Linked DNA regions of Homo sapiens: region 2 is linked to region 1. A link is an interaction called in ENCODE POLR2A ChIA-PET data of the cell type or tissue named here. Cell type or tissue: Caco-2. All regions are shown on one strand. Each heading gives the region's core, and the rest is flanking DNA. Links, peaks and the distances in the headings are about the cores only. Region 1 has its middle 24 kb from the start of ENC1. Region 2 overlaps LINC01331 (long intergenic non-protein coding RNA 1331).

Region 1 (4,393 bases), core at 103-4,102:
TGCCCAGGCTGGTCTCAAACTGCGAGCTCAGGCAATCCACCTGCCTTGGCCTCCCAAAGTGCTAGGATTATGTAATGGCATGAGCCACAGTGCCCGGCCATTAGTTTTCAAAGTCCTTTGGGTGAGTCTAATAGACACTGAAAGGTTGAGCACCTTCAGGTATTGAGAACCACTGGTTAAACAGGTAACCAATCTGGTCTAGCCCCATTAGCCTGCTATTGGTTGCTGACCCATGGCCTTCATGGATACAAAATGGAACAGGGTGTTTCCTATAGCAATGAGCTAATTAATCTTTTCAAGCAGTTAAATACATTTAGTACTTCTCAGGAGTATACAGTCTTTCAAAAATTCATTAGTTATAAAGGCTTAGCCAAGGATTTACCTTGATTCTTAATTTTTCAAAAGCTGCGTTATTTTAAAAAATTACCTTCCAATAGCAAGCTAAAATGTCAACTTTTTTCAGTTGGGCTCTTGGTGCACTTTTGGGCACCATCCCAAAATAGGTGGGACGTAAAGACCCAAACCTCACTTCCAAAACTGTTTCTTCTAATTCCCTGGAAGATATTCCTATCAGAAACTATGACAATAAGGTTAAATAACAAGTTGAGTACTTATTACTGTTTAAATCAATACAGTTTTATGCACCACACTATAAAAGCAACAGCCTGAGTTACTTAGATATTTTAATTTGGGTAAAAAGAAGATTGAAATTATATTTATCAGGCTGAAATATAAAAAGTCTCCAGTCAACTTTTTCTGCATTGAAAAAACTTGTTCTTCATTATCTGTCATTTCTCCTTCAGTTTAAATTCTAAGATGAATTGACAAGAAGGCAGGTGGCTGTCAGTGATTCTATTTCAGCTCGTCAATATTTCCTCTGGATGAAGGACAACATACTGATTAGGTTTAACTTCATCTTCTTTTAACATTTCAACAGAAGGGGCTCTTCATGGAAGTCGCTGAATAACTCTCAAATTATAAATAATTTCATGAGATAAAAAGGGAGGCCCCAGACTTTTTTTTTCTGTGACTAATATGGTTTCTGCTCCTCCCTCCTTAAGACTTTTAATTAAATCAGAGACAAGCTGGAAACAATGTGTCAGCTTTTTAATGAGCTTTAATTGTCACCACAGAAAATTAAGCATAGGCTGAGAATCAGGATTCAAGATCAGCTGTAAACCCCAGACTGGTAACCAGTTCTGATCCCATGTTGATGTGAGAGCTTTGTCTTTGGGGTAGAGAGAGGGTTCAGAGAAAACCTGCTTGGAACACAGAAAGCTAAGTTGCTACAGACAGGATTCTACCCATTCAGACTACTATCAGTCATTTCCTACACTCTTAGAGTTTGGCCAAGGGATGCAAGATGAGGATTACCGCCTGCAATGCTTGCCCCACTAAGAGGCCCAGACTCTTCTCAGGTCCTGGCAGATGGCATCAAGATAGTTGTTAGGTCCACAACTACGCCAATTGTCAGGTCCAGGGTCAGGTTCGGGCCCGTACTGAGGTCCGAGGGGAGTGGGTGGATAGGCGAATAGCTGAAAGAACACTCGGGGGGCTCTAAGCAGGTGAAATGTAGTTTTATTCAACAGCTCTCTCACCGGCAGCTCTATTACACTGTCCGCCTTTATCTCGGCGGTCTGCTGCGGCTCCGCAGCTCCTCTCAGCAGCCGGCTCTGCGGCTTGGCTGCTCCCACACACAGCTGCACGGCCGGCTCTCCCTTGTCTTCAAGGTCAACAGCTTAACTCTTTCCCTCTGGCCACCAGCGCCAGCCATGTCGAGCTGTGCCATGCCCTGGCTCCCCTCTGTCCATCTGCAAGACAGACAGCTCTGGTTCTCTTTCTCTGGGCGCCAGTGCACCCCCAAGCCATGTCAAGCTGAGCCCAGGAGTGCCTGTACAGTGTCAGCAGGGCAGTTATACCTTTTACAGACCATAGTAAGTAAATTCCGAGCCAAGAATGAGCTTACGTAAACAGGTTATATAACAAGTGGAGGTGTGCACCTGCGCAACAATCCCACTGACTCAAGCAGGCCTGGATGTCAGCCTCAGCCTAATTCTTGACCAATGTACACCCATATACCTTACAATAGTGATGTCAACTTGTAGTCTTTTCCAAGGCATTTTTCTTTAGGCATCTTCCAAAACTATACAGAAGAAACAGAAAACTGACCTGAAGAAAGACACGTGCCGAAGAGGGGTCAGGATATATAATAAACTGAAGGTGACCAGTGTGGGCTTCTCCTGCTTCCAAAGCCAGAAGGTTCTTGCAGATGTATTTAATCAACCTATCTTTTTCCTGAATTACATTCTAGCAGTTTGAAAAAAAATAATGAGAGGAGAAATCGCTGTGGAACTCAGTGTCTTTGTTATCTATTTCACAACAATGCTCAAAGGTCTCCACTGGAAAATCTTGAATAGATGTAATAGGCAGGCATGCTTTTAAAATGATTGGAAAGTGCGGGGGCCATAATGCTATTGTAGAACCACATTATTTTACAATGCACTTTAAATGGTTCCCAAATCCTTTTATTTAAAACCCCAAGATAGGAGGACTAGTTTTTCTCAAAGAAACCACGACTATTTCCTTCTCAGAGAATAAGCTGTTAGAGCTGGTAAGACATTAGCAAATAGCCCATCTGAGCTACAAAGAGCAAATAGCCCATCTGAGCTACAAAGAAAAATAATGGTTTTGTTTTGTTAACCTGGAGAAGCGACATACCTTTAAGGCTTTTTTAATGGATTGCCACAGGATAATTGCTACTGCTGTTAAGCAGAATGTTCTATTTGGATATTAGCTCATTTATGGGGCAGAGTTAGGAAGAGTTTTTGCCCAGGTGACTTGTAACAAAATGAAATAAGCAGATGTTACGTATCTTGAAATTACCACCAGGTTTTTATGCGTTGTTAGGTGCTGAGATGCTCTGAAAATTTTGTCTAAAATTGCAGCGTAGTTGTGAACAGAGCAGTCGTATCACTATGCTCGGGCAGATTGTGCCAAACACTGAGACGTTTTCAAAACCATTTAGTCATCTCCCCAAATATAAAAAAGAAAGGGAAGAAAGAATCCCTCTGGAAGTGAGCTGCTCAAAGATGGGTCACTGGGGCAATCTCGTCCCCTCTAAAGTCTTCCCCTCACCTGCCCCTATACCTGCCCTGCCCACACAGGAAACCACAGGGCCATAAGGATGAGTGATAGGTAGGAATGATTTCAATCCTTGTCTGCAGTTGTAACCCCCCTGATTTAGTTTGAGTCCTCCAAGAAGCAGATGTCAAGGCAGGATTCAGTGAGCAATAGATTTATAGGGAGAAACTCTAGTGAAGTAATGAAGCGGGGAGAGCCAGAGAAGGTAGGGAGCACTTCCAGATCACAACCCAGGCCAGACCCCAGTGAAGGAAAGCAAAGTAAACCAAAGCAAACATTTCTCTAAACTGGGTGTGGTGGTTCACGCCTGTAATCCCAGCACTTTGTGGGGCTGAGGCAGTGGATCGCTTGAGCCCAGGAGTTCGAGACGAGCCTGGGCAACATAGGGAAACCACCATCTCTACCAAAAAAAAAAAAAAAAAACCACACACACACACACACACACACACAAAAATTAGCTGGGTGTGGTGACTACCATAGCCCCAGCTAATAGGGAGGCTGAGGTGGGAGGATTGCTTGAGCTGGGGAGATTGAGGCTGCAGTGAACCACTATCGCACTGCTGCACTCCAGCCTGGGTAACAAAGTGAGACCCTGTCTCAAAAAAAAAAAAAAAAAAAAAAAAAACAAGAAAACATTTTCTCTAAACCCTGATGTTTCCCATTTGGTAGTGGGTAGTGGGGATCCTTTGCTGGGCACAAGCTCCTCCTCTCCTTTACCTGTCTTACTTTGCTTTTCTTGTAGGTTCTACCCAGTAACCATAGTTCACAGAGACTAATGCTATGCCCATTGTAGACTCTGATATCTTTCTAGGCCCCCCTGTGAGTTAGAGTTTGTGTATGTAGGCTAAGCCTGGAGAGAGGAAGATGGACAGGTGGTCTCCTCTCTCTGTCTCCCCTTCTTTCTGCTCCTCGTGGAGGGCTAATGCCTGGCCCCTGGTGTCCAGGTGCAATTCCAGCAGCCCCTTCCAAGACAGCTCCTCTCCCCTCTGGTTCTGAGACAGCATGTACCAGCATCCTTAGAGACAAAGGGAGGAGTCATGCCTATCCCTTGTTCTCAGAGGTAGGAAGACATCTGCTAATGACAGCTCACCACCCAGCCTTCTGTAACTCACTGAATGTTATATGACCAACCACAAGCAGTGCCCACCCAGGGACCTTGGGACTCCAGGGTTCTCTGCCTTTGGTCCTGGTTCTTGGAAAGCAGGAGAACCTGTGAGTGCCATTCCAGAGGTTATGCCAGCAGTCACTGCCC
Region 2 (4,393 bases), core at 328-4,327, 170 kb before region 1:
AATATACGAGTGTATGTCCTCTGCTGTCCTATCCCCACCATAAATTCCTTTCAGTTGCAAAATCACAGTTGCTAATGCTATCAACGCACCACCCGGATCCCCTCACCCGGACCACTTCTGTGCACATCTACCCAAATTTCAACTCCCAGCATGAGTCTTTCTTTACCGAAGAGTGTTTTCTTCTTGCCTAAGCCCACTTTGCTGTTTTGGAGGCAAGCAAAGTATTGTGGAATTAATGTCCCCATGAATAGTCCTCAACTCATGACTAAAAAGAGTTGGTGCTCCCTTGCCCCTCAGGTGGGATGACTTTGAGTGAGTGTTTTCCACACTGGCTGCCAGATCTTCCCCAGAGGGATTAACTCCCAGTCCCTCAGGGTGGTAGCTGGCTTGATGACACTCTCCTTAATGCTTACCTTCTCACTTTCCTGTTTCACTTCCCTACTCTCCTACCATTGTTCCATAAATTAACTGCTTGCACTTTGATCCTTGATTTAGCATCTTCTCCTGGGGAAGTCCCATCTAAGCCAATCACTCTCCAAAGAATACGGAAGTTGACCAGAATCCACAAGACAAGTAGCTGTTCTGTCTTCTATGGCGGAATTGTCAACAATTGTCCACAATTCCCCGATAGAAGAATTTCGAAGCACAATTCATATCCAGGCTTTAATATCTCCTCTTATATCCCTCCTTTCCCCCACCTTCTACCAACATGCAGCATCCCGTTGATAGGCTTTTCCCTCCCCAGTTATCAATAGCCCTTACCGCAAAGTTTTACTTTCCTGTTAATCTATTGTTAGAGATGTCCACTGTTTGTGGCACTGACTCCTGTTTAATTGGCTCTTACAAACAGTGTACTTATTCTTCCTCTGTGAGCGACAGATATAGCCTACCATATGTTTATTTCCACCGGGGTCACCCTGCCATCTGGACGATGGAAGCTTATGCCCAAGGGAGACGGAGCCATAAGCCAATTTACATTAAGACACAGATTCTAGACATACAGTCCAAGTTTGGACACAGAGCTGACTCCAGCTGACAATGCCACCAGACTCTGATTGATTTCACCCACAATACACAGAGGTTTCTGTGTCTCATAGTCAGCGGCAAAGACAGTATCTAGGTTGCTTGACTAATCTGGTTGTTTATTCCCTTGCTGTACTCACCTTTATTTGATTGAAGACACCAAGTTCAGGACAATAGTTAATTGAAGTATATTAAGATGCCATTCCCCCAACCCTCTTTAGTGCTCTCAGGTTTGGCCTGGAAGGGACCCAAAGACACTGTGCCTAGTGGTCAGCATTTTCTTTAGGGCTGTTCTTGGCATTTCCATAATCATTAATATTTTTTAAAGATTAAAGGGCTGGTTACAATCTTAAAAATAGCTTAGCACCAGTTTTTCACAATCTCTCTCACCACCCCTTGCCCCCAAAAACACAATAAAGTACGTGCAGTCTTGATTTTAGTAACCTTCTGTCTGTTGTCCAAAGCAAAATTTCTTCTGCTTTCTCTTATTTTTTTATGACATTGGGTATAGAATGAATTTGTCAGTATTTTCAGCAGTCATCTCTCTTCCCCACCCTGGAGCTTCACATGATATTATGGAAAATGTTTTTTTGGAGCCCAGAAGCAGGAAGGAGTGCCCTGCCCTATGTACAGCCACCATCTGCTGGCTGCACTTTAAGAATCCTTTCTGCTTTGGAGTCTTGTGGTGAGGAATGCCGGTATTCCTTGTGCCTTGGTACCGATAAGATACAGACTCTTACTAGCATCTCATTCTTACCGTCCCACAGACCTTGGCTGCAACACTCTTAGGTAAAGAAAGCCTGAGGCTGGCAGGCTGGAATTTGGGCAGATGAGCACAGAAGTGGTCAGGGTGAGGGGATCCAGGTGGTGTGCTGATAGCATTAGCAACTGTGATTTTGCAAGTGAAAGGAATTTATAGTGAGGATAAGATAGCAGAGGACACACACACAGAGCCAAAGCAGCTTTGTTGATAGGTTTTCATACACACACACACACACACACACACACACACACTTCATTTTTAAAAATTAGCTGGAAACTTTCACAAGCTTTTTCCAAATCTAATCTTAACAAGGACCCTCCAGGGAGTCTTCTGTAGCGTTAAATACATCCTTGGTATCCAGTATAGTACCTGATGTATAGTAAGTGCTCACTAAGTATTTATTTCTTTGTCTATTGATCTACCAATTTACCTATTTAAATGAGACATTAGGGCAATTCAGAAGCATCCAGCAGAAAAATTCCACTCTTCAAAAAAATCAAAAAGAAAATATTTCTTTATGAGAATTGGTATACTAAACAAAATATAGAGTTAATATCTTCCTTTTTCCCCCAAAGCTTGATTTTTTTTTTTTTTTTTTTTTTTTTTGAGGCGGTCTCACCGTATCACCAAGGCTGGAGTGCAGTGGTACGATCTCGGCTCACTGCAACCTCCACCTCCTGGGTTCAAGTGATTCTCCTGCCTCAGCCTCCTGAGTAGCTGGGACTACAGGTGTGTGCCACAATGCCCAGATGATTTTTGTATTTTTAGTAGAGATGAGGTTTCACCATGTTGCCCAGGCTGGTCTCAAACTCCTGACCTCAAGTGATCTGCCCACCTCAGCTTCCCAAAGTGCTGGGATTACAGACATGAGCCATCGTGCCCAGCCAAAGCTTGATTTTTTTAGAGAACTTGTCCTTCAAGCCTGAGGTTAATTTAAGTATATTAAGAAGGCTAAGAAAATACCACTATGTGTTATTTAAAAAATAGTCTAGAAAAAAGACACTTCAGTCCTCTGATGATTTTGTGTGACAATTGAATCAGTGGGCAAGAAAGCTGCACTTCTATAATAAGATGGGAATCTTGCTCTCACAACTCCATGATTATAAGAATCTGGGATTTCTTTGTCTACTCAGCTACTTGGAAAAGAGGAAATATCTATTTGTTTTTGCATCACCTGTGCCTGGCACAATTCTCATGCGTAGCAGGCACTCCATGGAAGTTTGTTGAATGAATGAATGAATGAATTGGTCAGTCATAGGAAATAACCATGTAACCTGTGTCAACAGGTTTTAAGGGCCAAAGCACTTACTTAGACAAAGTGGCTTTTTCATAGACAGTTCTCTCTGATTCTACAGTGGACTTAAAAACCAGCTAGAAGCCGGGCGCGGTGGCTTACGTCTGTAATCCCATCACTTTGGGAGGCCCAGGCAGGTGGATCACAAGGTCAGGAGTTCAAGACCAGCCTGGCCAATATGGTGAAACTCCATCTCTACCAAAAATATAAAAATTAGCAGTGCGTGGTGGCGTGCACCTGTAGTCCCAGCTACTCGGGAGGCTGAGGCAGAAGAATCGCTTGAACCCGGGAGGCGGAGGTTGCAGTCAGCCAAGATCATGCCACTGTACTCCAGCCTGGGCAACAGAGCGAGACTCCGTCTCAAAAACAAACAAACAAAGTAGAACTCTATGAGGAAAGCCTTTAGCCAATGACTGAGGGGTTAGGTGTGTGGATGCCTGAATTCCTGGCCTTAAGTTGGGCACACTCTAGGCCCAACACTCTAGGTCAATCTGGGCTGAACAAACTGACCTGCAAAGTTCCTTTCATGATCAGGTTGAAGCCACTCTCCAAGGAACTTTTCCTGAAATTGCACACTTTCCTGTATTCCTCTTCCCTATCACACTTCTCCCACTCCCATACCAGTTCCTCTTGGGAACACTCCCTTAATAAATTCATAACACATAGAAGGAAAACCAAGTTAAAAGGATGGATTCTGCTTTAGGAGATTATATGCAGCCTATACATTCCCTAGAAGCACCCTGCTCTAGGTCAGGGACCCTTCCCTGGTGAGGGAACACCTGTTCTTTCCAATTGCTGTCTTCTAAACCTCCTCCTTGAGTCCACTCAGTCTCTGTTTCCACTTATTCTCCCCAAAACTGCACCACTGGCTGCTTCCTACACACATGTTGTCACCCTTGAACTATAATTTCTCCTCCTGCCCAGTGACATTCTTTCCTCCCACTGTCAAACTTCTGTCACTCAGCTGGATGGATGTGGCCTCTCTGGATGGGCTGATTCTTAACCCCATTCTGTCTCTAGAGAAAGGTGGGAGAATCAAATTTACCTCTTAGGTGATACAGCAACCTGTGTGAGCAGATAGACAGACAAATATGGACGCCTGCTAAGGAAAGGCGGCCCCTGTTCTGTCAAATGCATGATATGGATTCAAAACAGGGAAAAGGTGCAAATGGAAAGGAAAACATATGAATGAAGAGGCTAATGTTTTGAAATGAGAAGGAGCGATGAGGCTATTTCAACTCATTTATTGAAAGAGGCGAGTCCACTTGGACAGATTCTAAGTTGTAAAACAGCTTTCTTAAGTCTGTCTCCAT

The links. Peaks named below come from ENCODE experiments on the same cell type or tissue, not always from the same donor. Only the 100,000 strongest peaks of a DNase experiment are listed, where the experiment ranks them.
Region 2: POLR2A ChIA-PET joins it to region 1 with 9 read pairs; 3 of 35 experiments call an interaction of 5 or more read pairs at or near these places.

Annotation. Positions count from the first base shown.
Region 1 is chr5:74,614,993-74,619,385 of GRCh38, forward strand. No RefSeq gene overlaps it. Among named protein-coding and RNA genes, the nearest start is that of ENC1, 24 kb to the right of the region's middle. In Caco-2, for the core only: no CTCF peak of the experiment used is centred there; no DNase peak of the experiment used is centred there.
Region 2 is chr5:74,440,836-74,445,228 of GRCh38, forward strand. All of the region lies in intron 2 of LINC01331 (long intergenic non-protein coding RNA 1331), which reads right to left. Among named protein-coding and RNA genes, the nearest start is that of LINC01331, 94 kb to the right of the region's middle. In Caco-2, for the core only: no CTCF peak of the experiment used is centred there; a DNase peak (open chromatin) is centred at 1,856.